Linked DNA regions of Homo sapiens: all the other regions are linked to region 1. Evidence: chromatin contacts called from ENCODE Hi-C or POLR2A ChIA-PET data. All regions are on one chromosome and are shown on one strand. The core of a region is the stretch at or near the end of the contact, and the rest is flanking DNA. Distances in the headings are between cores, read along the strand shown. Region 1 overlaps FYN (FYN proto-oncogene, Src family tyrosine kinase). Region 2 has its middle 38 kb from the start of CCN6. Region 3 has its middle 64 kb from the start of LINC02527. Region 4 has its middle 41 kb from the start of LINC02527.

The links. A loop is a pair of places that touch in the nucleus more often than their neighbours do. ChIA-PET counts read pairs that join two places held with the same protein, here RNA polymerase II (POLR2A). Pooled maps may share reads with other maps.
Region 2: a loop to region 1 is called in a pooled map, with 2.4 times the contacts of the local background. The contact joins two enhancer-like sites. A Hi-C loop is called at or near these places in 1 of 168 maps with a recorded cell type or tissue (naive thymus-derived CD4-positive, alpha-beta T cell) and 8 of 50 pooled maps. POLR2A ChIA-PET finds 5 or more read pairs at or near these places in 4 of 52 experiments (GM12878, activated CD4-positive, alpha-beta T cell, activated naive CD4-positive, alpha-beta T cell and 1 more).
Region 3: a pooled map shows a loop between it and region 1 (5-fold over the local background). The contact joins two enhancer-like sites. A Hi-C loop is called at or near these places in 2 of 168 maps with a recorded cell type or tissue (PC-3 and mammary epithelial cell) and 11 of 50 pooled maps. POLR2A ChIA-PET finds 5 or more read pairs at or near these places in 6 of 52 experiments (CD4-positive, alpha-beta T cell, CD4-positive, alpha-beta memory T cell, HEK293 and 3 more).
Region 4: a loop to region 1 is called in a map with no recorded cell type, with 2.0 times the contacts of the local background. The contact joins two enhancer-like sites. A Hi-C loop is called at or near these places in 1 of 37 single-sample maps with no recorded cell type. POLR2A ChIA-PET finds 5 or more read pairs at or near these places in 4 of 52 experiments (AG04449, HEK293, Panc1 and 1 more).

Annotation. Positions count from the first base shown.
Region 1 is chr6:111,802,119-111,805,827 of GRCh38, reverse strand. The region is part of intron 2 of FYN (FYN proto-oncogene, Src family tyrosine kinase); the gene reads left to right. Among named protein-coding and RNA genes, the nearest start is that of FYN, 69 kb to the left of the region's middle. RefSeq lists an enhancer at 790-879. Within about 2 kb of position 1,792, at least 13 of the 41 ENCODE cell types and tissues checked have a DNase peak (open chromatin) inside an H3K27ac peak, as active enhancers do; they include CD4-positive, alpha-beta T cell and PC-3, where a contact is called at or near this core.
Region 2 is chr6:112,014,397-112,018,105 of GRCh38, reverse strand. No RefSeq gene overlaps it. Among named protein-coding and RNA genes, the nearest start is that of CCN6, 38 kb to the left of the region's middle. Within about 2 kb of position 1,610, at least 5 of the 41 ENCODE cell types and tissues checked have a DNase peak (open chromatin) inside an H3K27ac peak, as active enhancers do.
Region 3 is chr6:111,971,852-111,975,560 of GRCh38, reverse strand. No RefSeq gene overlaps it. Among named protein-coding and RNA genes, the nearest start is that of LINC02527, 64 kb to the right of the region's middle. Within about 2 kb of position 2,085, at least 25 of the 41 ENCODE cell types and tissues checked have a DNase peak (open chromatin) inside an H3K27ac peak, as active enhancers do; they include CD4-positive, alpha-beta T cell and PC-3, where a contact is called at or near this core.
Region 4 is chr6:111,949,002-111,952,710 of GRCh38, reverse strand. No RefSeq gene overlaps it. Among named protein-coding and RNA genes, the nearest start is that of LINC02527, 41 kb to the right of the region's middle. Within about 2 kb of position 1,808, at least 2 of the 41 ENCODE cell types and tissues checked have a DNase peak (open chromatin) inside an H3K27ac peak, as active enhancers do.

The DNA.
Region 1 (3,709 bases), core at 543-3,042:
TCATTTTAATTTGAGGTTGTAAATGACCTTTAAAGAAAAAGCAGTGGTTTCAGAGGGGGCTGATGACTCATTAAATGATCAGTGATGCATGTGTATGAGTTAATTCAGCCAGCTTGTTCAACCAAGGGAAGGGGGAGGGGGCTGTGCTTGGAAGGGTGGTCAGTAGACAATTCAGGTGCCTCAGGAAGAAGGGAGCCAGGTGGGATGTGTAATGCTGTGAAGCCGATAGGAGGAGCAGAAAGGGGGCCAGTGTAGGAGGGCAGAAGGAACCTGAACCACATGGACCCTTGTTTTATTCTGCGTAAAGACTGGTTTGGTGAGGCAGCCTGGTACCTAAGACCAACAACAGCAGCGTCTCACATGTGTAGAGTTGCCAGATTTGGCAAACAGCAAAATATAGGACACCCAGTTAAATTTGTATCTCAGATAAACGATGTATAATTTTTAATGTAAGTATGTCCCAAATTGTGTATCTGAAATTCACGCTTATCCAGACATCATGAATTGTATCTGGCAGTGTTCACAATGGCTTAGAACCTGATATTTGACAGCTCCGTGAGAAAGATGTCTGTCCCACTTTAGTGATGGGAATGCCAAGGCTAAGAGGGGTTGTGGTTGCCAGCCTCTTCGCTGGTAGAAAAGAAGCCTTCAAAGATAGTGTTCCTGCTCCTTGGCCATACATGTAAAACGCCTTGTAGGACTAAACAGTTGTCTGGCAAACACACTTCGAGTCATGTGGTGTTTATCTCGGGGTAGCAGAAAGGGCACTAGATTAAGGGGAGGCCTGTTAGAAAGGCTGAAGCAGGCTGAAAAGGACTCCTGGAGGTTAACCCCTGGGTTAGGTTTAAGGCAGAGAGGCCTGGAAGAAACATAAGAATCACCTGGTGTACTTTGATAAAGAAGCTGAGGACTAAGGAAGTGATGTGGTGACTCAAATCACAGGAGAAATGACCAGCGAAGCCTAGAGCAGCATCAGGGTTTCTGAAGTCCTCACTGAGTTCTTTCTATTATATTACATGGTGCTGACGTAGCAGATTCTTATTAAAGCCTCCAAGTTTCCACACAACGCCACAGTACCCACTGGTGGGAAGGACCACATACTGCTTATGAGTCACAGCCCTCGTTTTCTTTTCTGTTGGTGTAAGTACTGCCTAAGTATCCCCTTGTTACCAAGAGGCTGATTATGTGTTATACCCCAGTGAACAAAGACTAGGGACCAAAAATTCAGGTTGTGCCATTTATTGCATTGGACGTAATTTAGGGCATGGTGTGTTTGTTTCCAAAATCCAGCTACTCAATAGAATGAAAGAGAAACTTAAAGTTTTACCTCCTTCTGGATTTTTTAAAAAATTCATTGGTTTTGCGATGTAGCATCCTATTCCTGTGTGGAACAGGGATGCTGGAAAGCCGCAGTCCCAGTAGTCTGCTTATGAGCTACTGGGGACCTCTACAGCATCCACCTGGGAAGAAAGGAATGCCCAGAACAGAGGGTGCCGCTTCTAAAGCTGAGGTCTCTGTTCCCCAGTTCCCCCCAGTTCCCCCATAAAATCTGAGGGTTTTATGATCACAGGGGATGTGGGTGTTCTTCAAGCCTGACTTTGGCCTGTTTTTCTGAATCCTTAAGCATGGCCCTCGTATATTTTCAGAACGATGATGTCTCTTCCTGCCTTTAAATACACAGGAATGAAATGTTCCATTTTGGTTTATTTGGTTTACTTTAGCAGCTTTTGATGTAAACTGTGGGTTTCAGCATAAGAAGACTTAAGTGAAACTAGTAGCTGTATCCACACTGTCTCATCCCCGCAGTCAATTAGCACGTGGGAAACCATTTTGAGGGGAGGAGGTCATTTCTGGGAGAGAAGAAGCTTTTCCTGTTCTCTTCTCATGTGGTTTGCTCCATTCCTAACACTATGGATATTTTTTTGGTGTTTCCTTGGAAAGCAAAATATCCCATATTAACATACCATGGCTGCTTTGGGAAGCTGTGCATTTCCGCAGATTATTCCTTCAGGAAACTCTACATTTGCGCTGTTGGCTGCAAGAATGAAATTATCCTTGGCAAGTTGTTTCATTTTAATCTCAGGAGCAATGGTGTTAAATGTTAGCCAGTCAAAGCCATAAGCAAAGACTGTTATTCAAGTTTCTGTGTTAACCCTTTATCTCTGTGGTCTTTCCCCACCTACCCCACACCCCCATGCCCCAGGAGTCACTGGTTCAAAACACTATGAAGTGGATTACTTCCTTCCATGATACTAACAGTATTTATACTTGACTCTTCACAGATTGGAGAATATGAAACAGAATGTGAAACTAAACAGCTGAGGATATATGATGAATGAAACTGGCTGGGATCTGATCAGTTTTATAATTTGCAGTCCTCAATTCAGAGTAGTTTAGGAATAAGAAAACCTCTTGGACATTTATTAATGTTACCGGTTGACTTAAAAAAAAAAGATTGTGGGGTAAAACCTTACTTCCACAGTCAAGCCATAAAAGTGGCATGATTTGGGAGAGAAAAAAAGGTTATAATGAAGCCCAAATATTTGAAGTGATTGAATTAATACTTTCAGAGGAGTGCCCCTGAAGGGCAGAGTGATTTGGAATATCCAGAATATTAATACTACCAGTTAGCCAAAAGCAGTGCTCAAGGGATGAAGCAGGAGCTTGGCCTTGGAACTCCAAATGGCCTTTGAGGGTTAGTGGGAAGCAGATGTTTTGAGGCAGTTGGAGGATCTTGTGAACAGTCTTCAAAGCAGGTGGAGGCTTTTTAATAAAGAAAAGTGGGTAAACAGCTAGGCTGCTGGATTTCCATTTTTCTCCCTTAGAAGAACTAGATTCTGGTCATCTTCTGGTCCCAGATTATACGATTTCCTAGCCAAGAAAATCATGTATGATTGAGAAATCTAGGACTTTTTCCCAGTTTATTTAAGAAACCCACTCTACATCTATGTTGGTAAATAGTGGTTAAGTGGACTGTGGCTCTACTACGTTCCTGTCCCACAAAGGAATAAGATGCTGCATTGTAAATCCAATGAATTTTTTTTTTTTTTTCAGCCAGAAAGAGTGTTCTCACACTGCTATGAAAAATTACCTGATTGGGACCAGGCACGGTGGCTCATGCCTGTAATCCCAGCACTTTGGGAGGCTGAGGCAGGCGGATCACTTGAGGTCAGGAGTTCGAGACCAGCCTGGCCAACATGGTGAAACCTGTCTCTACCAAAAATACAAATTAGCTGGGTGTGATAGCAGGCACCTGTAGTCCCAGCTATCGGGAGGCTGAAGCAGGAGAATCACTTGAACCCAGGAGGTGGAGGTTGCAGTGAGCCAAGGTCACACCACTGCTCTCCAGCCTGGGCAATAGAGCGAGACTCTGTCTCAAAGAAAAAAAAAAGGGATTACCTGATTGGGTTATTTATAAAGAAAAGAGGTTTAATTGGCTCAGAGTTCCACAGGCTGTACAAGAACCATGATGTTGGCATCTGCTCAGCTTCTGTGGAGGCCTCAGGACATTTACAATCATGGCAGAAGGCATGGGGGAACCAGGACTTCACATGGCCAGAGCAAGAGGAAGAGGAGAGGGGGAAGTGGGAGAGGAGAGGGGGAGGTGCCACATGCTTTGAAATGACCAGATCTCATGAGAACTCACTATCATGAGGGCAGCACCAAGTGGGACATCTGCCCCCATGATCCAGTCACCTCCCACCAGGCC
Region 2 (3,709 bases), core at 361-2,860, 210 kb before region 1:
CGCACACCATGAATTGAATGATAAATAATACATGCAGACAAAGACAACACCAGCACTTATTTGCAGATGAAAGAACACTAGAAATTATTTCTGATGGAAATATAAAAGATTAAATTCAAGCAGAGAGTGGAGGAGAAAGTATTCTTTAAAGCTCCTCAAGAAACACCCTCATTGTTTCACTTTCAAAAAGACACTTTCTGTCTTGAGTTGGGAATTCAGTGGGCATTGCACTCAGAACTCGGGCCTCAATGGGAGATGCTAATCCACGAAGGATAGAGCTTGGGAGGACAATCATAGCTTAGGTCTAGGACAGGGCACCTGATGGTGGTCAGCCTAGCATACATCTCCTTCCTTCTGGTAATTTTCTACAGGAGAGCTATTCCTTTTCCAGTCTCACTCCATAAAGCCAATAGTGCTGTGTCTTACCTTCCACCATGATGGGATCAGCAATGGGAATATGAACCAAATCATTCCAGTGAGACTCAGTTGCTAGACTTTGCTCTCTTTTCGCCAAGGTTGTGAGCCAATGAGAGTGAGCCTGGAGAGCTCATGAGCGTCAGGAAAGCCTGCCTGAAAGCACAGAGGAAAAGTGAGCTGAGAAATGGAGCACTACAGGTGCCTGATCATGTAGTGTGAGCACCTGGACTCAGCCTTTCCTGAAGCTAGACTGCCCTGGACATTTCGGTGACATGAGCCAATAAATTCCGTTTTGTGCATAAGTCATTCTGTCACTTTCAGTCATGCACTCAGTAAGGTGGACTGCTGGCTCCCACTCACATAGCTTGGGTGACATCACTGTGTGGTAGAAGCAGACCTGAGTATGAATGTATGAGGAAAGGAGATGGGGAGCTGGGGGCTCACAGAGCCCGGGGGAGGTGACTGCTAGGCATCTGGGCCTCATCTCTCTGGTGTGATTCCAGCCTCACTCTGTGATAATAAAGCTCCCAAGGGGTCTTAAGTTGGTAAAACTGAGATGGTCTTGGGACCTAACTAAGGATTACTCATGGCACCTTTATCTTAAACTTTGACAGCTTAAAGAAGCAAATGTGCCTAAGTATGTGTAATATACATGAACATATATAGGCACATATGTACATATAATTACTAATAGGAAAGCAGTCTTCTTATGTATTAGTAAGAAGATTTATCCTACTGACAGGCAAAACCCACATAAGAAAATTCAGGTTTATTAATTGATAAATTAGGGAGTAGTTATTTATTTGTTAAGGATTACACAGGATGCCAATGAAAAAATTATAGGGCAGACAAGGCCCTTGCCTAAGATTAGGAGAAACAATTCTCAGAGGGAGAGGATCATGGCCTGGCAAGACACCCCAAAGGATGTTTAATACAATATGGAAAATGCAATTTAAACATGCAAATTAAAACAAAAATGTGCATCAAATCAAAACCATGAGCATTGTGGGAACATACAATGCTGGAAATAGGCGAATGAGAAAGGTTCTTATGAACGGCCCCAAGCAGGAAAGCTGACTGTGAATGACTAAACGGAACTATGAAAAGTTTGATATCCCCTGTGTCAGTGTTTAGGGAAAGTCCCCTAGGGTGGAGGCCAGGGCTTGGGAAATTCTGATGCGTGGGAAGAGCGAGCATGATGGCTCCTGTCCTTGTGGATGGTTCAGAACAGCTCCGCAGATGAGCTGTTCCCCCAGATCTGTCACAGACATTGCCCCCATTCAGGCTATCTTGGACTCCTTGCCCCACAGCCAATCCATCTAATCCTTTTAGCTTCACCTTCAAATATATATAGACTCTAACTCATTCTCATGCTTTGGTCCTGGGACGGCATCAGCCCCTGCGAGGGCTGCTGTGTCTCTTGACTGGTCTCCTTGCTTCCACCCGGGCCCTCCTACAGTCTCTTCCATCGACAAGAGAGTGAGCCTTTAAAAACACAAGTCAGACCCTGCCAGTCCTCAGCTAGAAACTTCTCCATCTTCCCCAGAAAAAACCATAGTCTTACCACAGCCCACAAGGCCCTCTGCTCTGTACTCCATGGCCCATTCCCCCATCACCTCTCCGGCCTCATCGACTCCTACTCTTCCCCTGTCGCTCTGCCAGCCTTCCAGCCCTTCCTACACCTCCTTGAACTTCTCAGGGTACTTCAAAAATGCCAGGGTGAATCACTTCAGGACCTTTCACTTGCCTTTCCCTTTCTTAGAACATTCTTCCCCTGGATACCTGCAGGCTACATCCCTCATCTCCTGTGGGGCTTTGATCAGAAGCCTGCCATCAGCGAAGCCTTCTCTGACCACAGTATTTACAATTACAAACTCCCCGCAAGTACACCTACATTCAGAGTGTTAGGAAGGAAAAAGTAATTTGATCTTTAAAAAGAAAGGAAAAGCTGGACAACTAGGGAGGTTTAGGTGGGAAGATCACTTAAGCCCGGGAGTTTGAGTTCAACCTGGGCAACATAGCAAGACTATTTATAAAAAAAAATAAAATAAAAATTTTAATTCAAATACTCAGCATTCCTGTTTCCATTCCCAGCTTCATTTCTCTTTATAGCTTTATCACCATCAAACATATGCAAAAGCAAAGTTCTTAAAGTTTATTCTGAGCACATACCAATGTTCAACGTTTTAGTCAACTTATTAATAAGGAAACCAGAAGAAAGACAAGAGCTGATTCAAAGAGCATCCAAATAAACGACTTATGTAGTCAATCTGGGTAAAGGATATTGACATAAGATTGCTAAATTAGATACAAGAGTAATTAATGTTCTACAGGACAATACAACTGTAACTTCAAATTATCTTATTTACCAGGACCACCCCCAACCCCCATGCACACACAACAAAAGCAAGACATTATTACCTCATATCAGTTTTTTGCAGTTTAACCTCCAAATTTATAGGTGGTTAAACATCTGGTCCCTTGTTAGTTAAACAAAGTTATATCCCCTTGAGAATCAGAGGATAGTCAGGAGCTGTTTATAAAATGTTCTATCATCAGATTAAAGAAAGCAGTCATCACTTAGGTTTATTTCCAAGTAAGGGATAAATTATTAGTTTATACCTATCATATGTTTTGCTTGTTTATTTCTTTTTAGTTGTCCGTCTTACTCTACTAGAATGCAAGCTCCATGAAGCAGGATTTTTGTCTATTTTTCACTGTTGTGCCCAGCACCCAGAATGGTGCCTAAGCCACAGAAAGTACTAAAAGAAAAGCCTAATTGAAAGAATGAGTTGCCAAAATTTTTTTAAATGCTGCCGTATGGCTATTGCTAACAGACAGGGTGTTATCTTTTTTTCTTTTCTAATCTCTTACAGTGCATGCTGTCTTGCATAGAGTAGGCTTTAATGGTCAGCAGCTGTCCTGAACTTAATGATCACTGAAAAACTTTGTAAAGTCTTGGTTTACAGATGGCTGCATATTTTTCAAATAGTCTGGGTCTGGACCAAAGCCTAAGGGTGTATAAAGTTGAGTCAGAGGAAGCATTTTGAATTCAGTGTTTGGCCTGCTAATTTTAGATTGACTCCATTTTTGCTGTTTGCTCTGGAAATTCCATTCTTGTGCACCTTTTAATTGAGAATAATCATTGTTACTCCCATTCACAATATCTTATTAAACACGGAGGCAGCTTATAGGATTTTCCAAATGTGATTTTGCTTTCCTCTGATCTGTCCTAGAGCTTCATGTCTGACCAATCTGGATGTTGAATATGTCCTTTCAATTCACGGGCAGG
Region 3 (3,709 bases), core at 836-3,335, 170 kb before region 1:
GTTCCAGTTTCTAACAAAACCAAAGGGAGAAATGCATCGTCCAGGAAAGTTGGTGTTTTGCTTAATCAGGCATCACCAACATAGACACTGTCTTAAAATCCCCAGCTAATCCTGCCCTCCTCATCACTCTGAGGCCAAAGTGCTGGGATTATGTTGTATTTATTTTTGTCTACTCAGTTCATCTAATTAGAATAGTAGGAGAAACAGGGCTAGGAACATACATCTCCTCATTCATGGAACCTAATAAGTGAAAGACCCGACAACCCAACCCTTTTACAAAAGTGCTTGCAATCCCTTAGGCAAGGGACCTAAGCTGCCAGTTGAGCTTCCCATGGACTGGAAACATGGAAAATGTGAGCTCTTTGTCACAGGGAGGACCTAATAAGAGACCAGGGGCCAGGAGCGGTGGCTCACGCCTATAATCCTGGCACTTTGGGAGGCCGAGGTGGGCGGATCACAAGGTCAGGAGATCAAGACCATCCGGGCTAACACGGTGAAACCCCGCCTCTACTAAATACAAAAAATTAGCCAGGCATGGTGGTACGCGCCTATAGTCCCAGCTACTTGGGAGGCTGAGGCAGGAGAATCGCTTGAACCTGGGAGGTGGAGGTTGTGGTGAGCCAAGATCGAGCCATTACACTGCAGCTTAGGCAACAAGAGCGAAACTCCATCTCAAAAAAAAAAAAGAAGAAGAAGAAAGAGACCAGGAAGATTACATGCTAAACTTTTCATAGATTACCCACATAACACTTCACAGTTATCATAATTGTCTGCTTACAGCTCTCTGTCTGGTACAAGGACTCTGTCTATCACAAGAGATGTTCAATAAATGTCTCCAATGAATAAATTACTGAATGAATGAGAGGTGTTTCCAAGTACACCATTACTATTTACCCAAATAAGAATTTAGCTTGTCTTGGTGTTTGTGTGTACACAAAGAGAAAATAAGGTAAGTCTTTCAGAAAGTACCTTACTACCTGTTTCGGATCTAAGATGGTGAAACCAGTTTTTAAAAAGAGACCACGGATCTTCCAAATGCATATACGTGTATATACTTATATAGCTATACAGAAATACACATATGCTCAAACACACACACACACACACACACACACACACCCACACACACACACAATGAGAAGTGCAGGCATCTGTAAGACTATAGCTTGGGGTAAGGTGACCTTGGACGCTTAAAGGTCATCCTTTACTGACACAATTTATACCCAGTAGCATCAAGAGAGTTTGTACTCATGTTTTCAGATAAATAAAACGACAATAAAAATTTTCTTACATTCCAAGAAATTTTGACTTTAGCTCCTGCCTTTTGTTCCATTCAGATTTTCTCCTTTTTTTCTATAATCTTCCACATGTTTCTCACACCATTAAGTGATTTTGTTACTATGGAAACCACACAGTCTGCATAAGGCTCAAGTATGATGTCAACTTAGAGAGTGATTTGAAATGTGTCCCATGGCCTGATAAAAAGCACTTGGAATAATATTGTGATGTGTCTATATAAACACATATCTGGGAATAATACACCTTTTAAAAATACAGGTGGGTATATGGGTGGGCAAACATGATTAATGAAGAATTCACTTACAGATACTGCTCCAAATGAAAATAAAGCTTGGTTAGGAAATGCCAGGTTTATAAAATCATGGTAATTATGAGTTAGAGCATGCAGAGTTTATCCCTTACATGCAAACTTTGCCTTGTTTGTGAAGTACTTAAATCCTAGCTTTCTAAAAGAGCTTTCCTAGAAATATTTAAAAACAGCACAGTGAACATCTAAGGAGAAAATTTTAGGTGACTTTCCGCCTGGAGGGGAAAGATAAAGAAGCTCTCCTCTTGGGGTGGTTTCTAAGCCTCTGGGTCCTTAATTCTCCGGCTGGAGATCTTGTTCTCATTTCCTAGGCAAAGTCCTGCCTTCAGACTAACACATATGTTTCTGATGTCATCATCTGGCCGTGAGTCTGTACATGATTCAGTGGCAGTGGAATCTCCCCTAATACTCTGAAATCACTTATTACACTGATAACAGTGGGGCGGGGGTGGGGGGACATGGAGGAGACTGGGAACCCTCGACCAAAAATCTCCCTAGGCTGTCTACTTGAGGACAAGCCACAAATCTGTGAGAGCTGTCAGACAACAAAGTAAGTGGCATGGAAGGCAAGCTCTGCTCCCTCCTCCTCTCCTCCTCAGCCGCCCTTCCTTCCGTCAGATCACTCGCAAGCGAGTCATCGCAACAACACTCCCGAGAACATTCTTGTTGGGTAATAAGAAAGCATAATTATATACTTCAGAGCTGTTGAGGTTTTCTTCTAGTTTCAAAACAATGAACATCCTGTGGAAAGATAGTGCCACTTGTGAATAAGCTGAGATTCTTTCCCCTGAACAACACACAGACAGTGGTTTGGAGGAAAAACCAGAGGACGGCCCTATTTAATGATTTTATTCCTTGGGTAACCTAACTGCATTGTTCTGTGGTACTCCCAGAAACAGGCTTCTGAAAGCATAATTATAAGTGTAATATCTTCAAAACTAAATATTGCGTTCTCTCCCTCTGTCTCTTTCTGTCTCTGCACACATGAGGACACACACACACACACACATACACTCTGAACAGGCCATCTAGTGCTGAGAGAAATGGAGTTGTTTCTAAGTTCATAGCAGGCAAAACTCGAAACTGACTTCAGTAACGTGTTATTGGTTTATTCACGTATTCCTAGTTCTCACCCCAGGCGTGATGAGTGAAGATGTGGAAAGGATTTCAAGTGTCTCCATAAGTGACATGGTGGTCTTTCTGGATTTGGAATCAGAGTGAAGCTCCATGAATGTGCAGAATTATGGGCTTTCCAGAGGCAGCCATTGGTTCCTGTGATTATCATCCCAACATTCCTCAGAGTCCCACAGAAAGTCACAAGAAACAGTTGTTGCTGGAGCTGAAGAAAACAACATTTAACATTTCAAAAATGCCAATCCTTTCAGTGCTCCTGTTTACTAATTATTGTCCATATGACTTCACAGGTGAGGAGATGGAGACCCAAAAAATGCCCTAGGCATTCCTATCTCAGTCTTTGTTCAGACTGAACTTCCAGAGCCCAGACTCTTCGCTTATGGCTAAATCAGGCCGTCCTTCAGAGAAGGCTGAGTTGCTTGTAAACCATCATGTAAGTGTGGTTCCTTGAACCACAGCCCACTAAACTCTCAGTTCCACTCTGATGGCCTCAGCAAAACATGCTTCCAAATAAAAACATCACATTGGTGATTTTATAAGGCTTAGGTCAAGTTCTTTTGACCACATGGACCCTGCCACGCGGAAATGAAAATTGTCAATAGCTGTTAGAAAATAACATCCCACAAGACGAAGCAAAGTATTCTGGAGCTCACACAACCACTAGTCACTGCCTGACTCTAGACCACAGACTCATGGAGATTCTGAGGCAGACACTGGGGATTTGATTGATTTTACTTTGGTGATGGCTTGGGACATATGATTTTCCTTCCTGAAAATCTGCTTTCTGGCAGTAAAAACCAAACCTAGGGGAATGAGTCATTTTTCCTCACCCAACTTTGGGTTCTGCTTCTCAACCAACTGGGAAATTTTGGAAACTCCAGTTTTTATGAGTGTGCAAGTGTGCACATGAGTATGCACACACATGTGTGGATGGGAAAGAGAGTGAGAGGGAGAGAGATTGATTGTGGG
Region 4 (3,709 bases), core at 559-3,058, 150 kb before region 1:
AATCTTTCTAAAATGCTATACCAAAAACAACGATTTCATAATCACCATTTCTGGGATCCTGAGAGACCTCCCCCTAAATACCTGCTGTTGTTGCTCTCAATCAAATGTGTCAGAGCTGGAGCAGGAAAGAAGAGCCGCTCCCTGGCAGAGCCCCTGGGGCTGATGAAAGCTTTGACTCAGTGGGTCAGAGGGATGCATCCCCAGGGAAAGCATCTAAGAGCACTGAGTTGAACCAGGTGTCAGAACTCCCGTTCAGCCTTTTAAATGATTAAGGGGAGGCTGTGATCAGCAGAGTGAAGGGCTGCTGAAAGATCAAAGGCACCAGAGAGCAAGAGACAACCCAAGTCGGCCGTGAATAAGAAATTGTTTTCTTCCTTAAGGAGCAAAACATGCTAGGGTTAAAGCCAGACTGAGCACGTTCAGGCTACAGCAGATACAGCAGGAAATATTTATGTGTATGTGGAGCTGGTAGAGGGGTGGAAGAAAAAATTAGTCTATATAGTCCATAAACATTAATCTCCTCTGGAACTGTGAAGAAAATGATTGGAATTAGGGTCTCTATTTTTTAAAAGAACTGATGTTAGAGGAGGTAAATGTTGAAAGACTCTAAGTAGATGAACAGAAGCAAAAAAATAAAAATCCCAAATATTTTATTCTCTGGTCTAGCCATCAAAGAATGTATCCTTTATCTTAAAAGATGGTTATCTAGTTGCTTTAAAGCCTGGGGAAAGATCTGAAAATGGCAAAATGCCTAATATATAGACTCTCTTGGGAAAAGAGGAGGGGAGATAAGAGGTTTTCCTATCAATGGAATACCAAGATTGACTTTCAGCTAGGAATCCAGCCAATTTATTACTTCTTTCCCATTGTGAAGAAATACTATAAACGGACACAATAAGCTCCAAAGAAACTGGCTGGAGGAAAAGAAAAAAAAAATCAAAACCCAAGTGTAGAAAGACAGGCAAGTAGGATCAATTTGCTGGGTTCTATCCAAGTCCACCTAATTATTGCAGGAGGCTTGGCTGGCAGCTTGACATCAGGCAGGCGGTCCTCAGGTTCCCGGGCCCGGCCGGCAACTTCCTACCTGCACTGGGTGGGTAACAGGGCAGCGCATCAACCTCCTACAAGTGCTCGGGTTTTCTGTTTCTGTGCCCCAGGGAGAGCCCTCCCAAAACCTAAGTACATTCTACTTTTTAGAATTGCTCCTTCAGGAGAATGGCCAAGACCCGGTGGCTTTTTTTTCCTGCTTAGGTGCAGCTACACACAGTCCTTTCTCCCCCTCCTTGGCCTTGTCCTCTTTCTTTTTCCACTGACCCCACCCAGAAAAGACTGTATTTCATTGTCTCTAACTAACTGAGTTACGCTTTCCACACCAAGAATATTATTTTAGAGAAAAAGATTATAATACTCTGTGGCATACTCAGAAACATCTGGAGAGAAGGCGTATGGACCTCAGGCTTGCTCTCATCTCCAAGCAAGCACTAACCCAGAGGGACTTTCTTTGCTACATTTAAGCGTTAAAGGGAGGCACCTTCCCTCTGCTCATTCTCCCTTCCCTACATCTGCTTCAATCCCAGTCCCACCCTATGGCAGCAGAGTGCAAAGGGAGCTGGCGGGCCATGCCATCGTCTCCTCTGACTGACCCTGAAGGATGCAGGGTGACTCTTCGCTGCAGCCTGGGAGTCTAGGCATAGGCGGATTCCCAGGATCTGGACGGTGCCCATGGCTTGCCTCCCTCTTCCTCTGTGTCAATCAGTCGGTCCTCCTCTGCCAAGCCAGCTGTCTGCACCTGGACATCTCTGTCATTTTGCTCCCTCGCTCTGCCTGGCAAGTAGCCAGGTTGGCAGGGTCCCTGCTGGGGTCTGTGCTCCATTGTATGGGCAGCCAGCTGGAGCTAGGTGGGGGTAGGAACACTCTCATGGGGCCTCTGGCCCACAAATGCCTGAAGCAGCCAACCATGCTCTGGCTTGACCTGGCTTTAACCCAATGTAAACTCATCTTCAGGCTTCCAGGGAGCTTCAGAGGCTGTGCCCTAACCAAATGGACAGGACTATTGCAAAGTATTTCTATTTATGCACAATGTAGTGTGGATTTACGTGGGTAGGCATATCTGGAGACCAAAGTTGATATTCTCCTCCGTCATGTCTAAATAGTACCTTCAAATGTAATTTTAAGTAGTCAACAAGAAAGTAGATATTTTTCAATAATCTTTACTCCATTTAAGGTTCTAGGACCTTCCAAAATTCACTGAATCTCTCAAAAGTCTTCACAGAGCCACATTTTCGAGTACCAGAATTACACTGTGGTACTTGATGTCACAGGTCATGCAAGTCCACAGTTCCTTATGTTAAGGCTCTTTTGGTTATAAGCAACAGAAAAAAATCTGCTGGCTTAAGCAGGAAGAGGGAATTTTATTGTAAGATGCTTGCACAGCTCACAGAACCAAATGAAGAATGCGAAGGAAGGAAAGAAAGGAGGAAGGAAGGAAGGAAAGAAGGGAGGAAGGAAGGAAGGAAAGAAGGAAGGAAGGAAAGAAGGAAGGAAGGAAAGAAGGAAGGAAGGAAGGAAGGAAGGAAGGAAAGAAGGAAGGAAGGGAGGGAGGGAGGGAGGGAGGAAGGGAGGAAGGAATGTGGGGGAAGGGGTCCTGACGCCCTCAGCTAGAAAAGGTCACTGCCCTCTCCAAATGCATTGCCATTGTCCTGTGTTTTCGTTTTATACTGCTGTCATAAAAAACTACCAGAAATACAGTGGCTAAAAGCAGCAGAAGCGTATTAGCTCACAGTTCTGTAGGTCAGAAATCTGGCATGGGTCAACGGAGTTCTTAGCTCAGGTGTCTCCCAAGGCCAAAATCAAGGTGTCAGCCATGCCAGGCTCTTATCTGGAAGCTCTGGGGAAGAATTCATTTCAGGCTCATTCAGGTTGCTGGCTGAATCCATTGTCTTGCAATTATAGGAATGAGGTTCTTGCTTGCTCACCAGCTGGGGGCCTCCATCAGCTCCTAGAGGCAACTGCAGTTTCCTCTCACATGGCACCTCCATCTTCTGGTCAGCAATGGTGTGCCGAATTCTGCCCATGCTCCAAATCTCTCTGACTTCTGATGTTTTCAAGGACCCAAATGATAGATCAGGCTCACCCAGATTATCTCCTGATTTTAAGGCCAACTGTGCCGTGTAACACAATCAGGGGAATAATCTCTCATCATCTCACCATATCACAGGTAGGGGATAGGGTTAGACATTCCAACTACGACACTGTAACTTGGCTCCAATAGCTTTGAGTCCCTGTCTGTATTTGTCACATTTCAAAGTCTCAGGAGAGAAAATCTGATTGTCCAGTTTGGGTCAGGGGTCCATCCCCAATCAATCAGCTATGACCAGGGACAGGCTGGGTATAAATCAGGGGTCAGCCCCTGATATCAGCACCTGAACATCAGCAGCTGTTCTGAGAGAGAAAGAAAGATCATCGGGAGATGGGCACTGATCACAAGAGGAATCCTGCTTGAAGAAGTAAGTAGAGAAGTGACCAGAGAAGAGAACCCCATTCAACATAGCTAAGCAGACAAGCCAGACAAAAGGTCTAAGGGAAGCATAGGCACAGTTAAGGGCGCATATTTGGTCTTTGTATTTTCCATCTGGGTTAAAAATGTGCGGCGTTGACACTATCACAGAATAGAACTGTGACTTTGTTAGTGAGCAAGTCCATTTCTGGG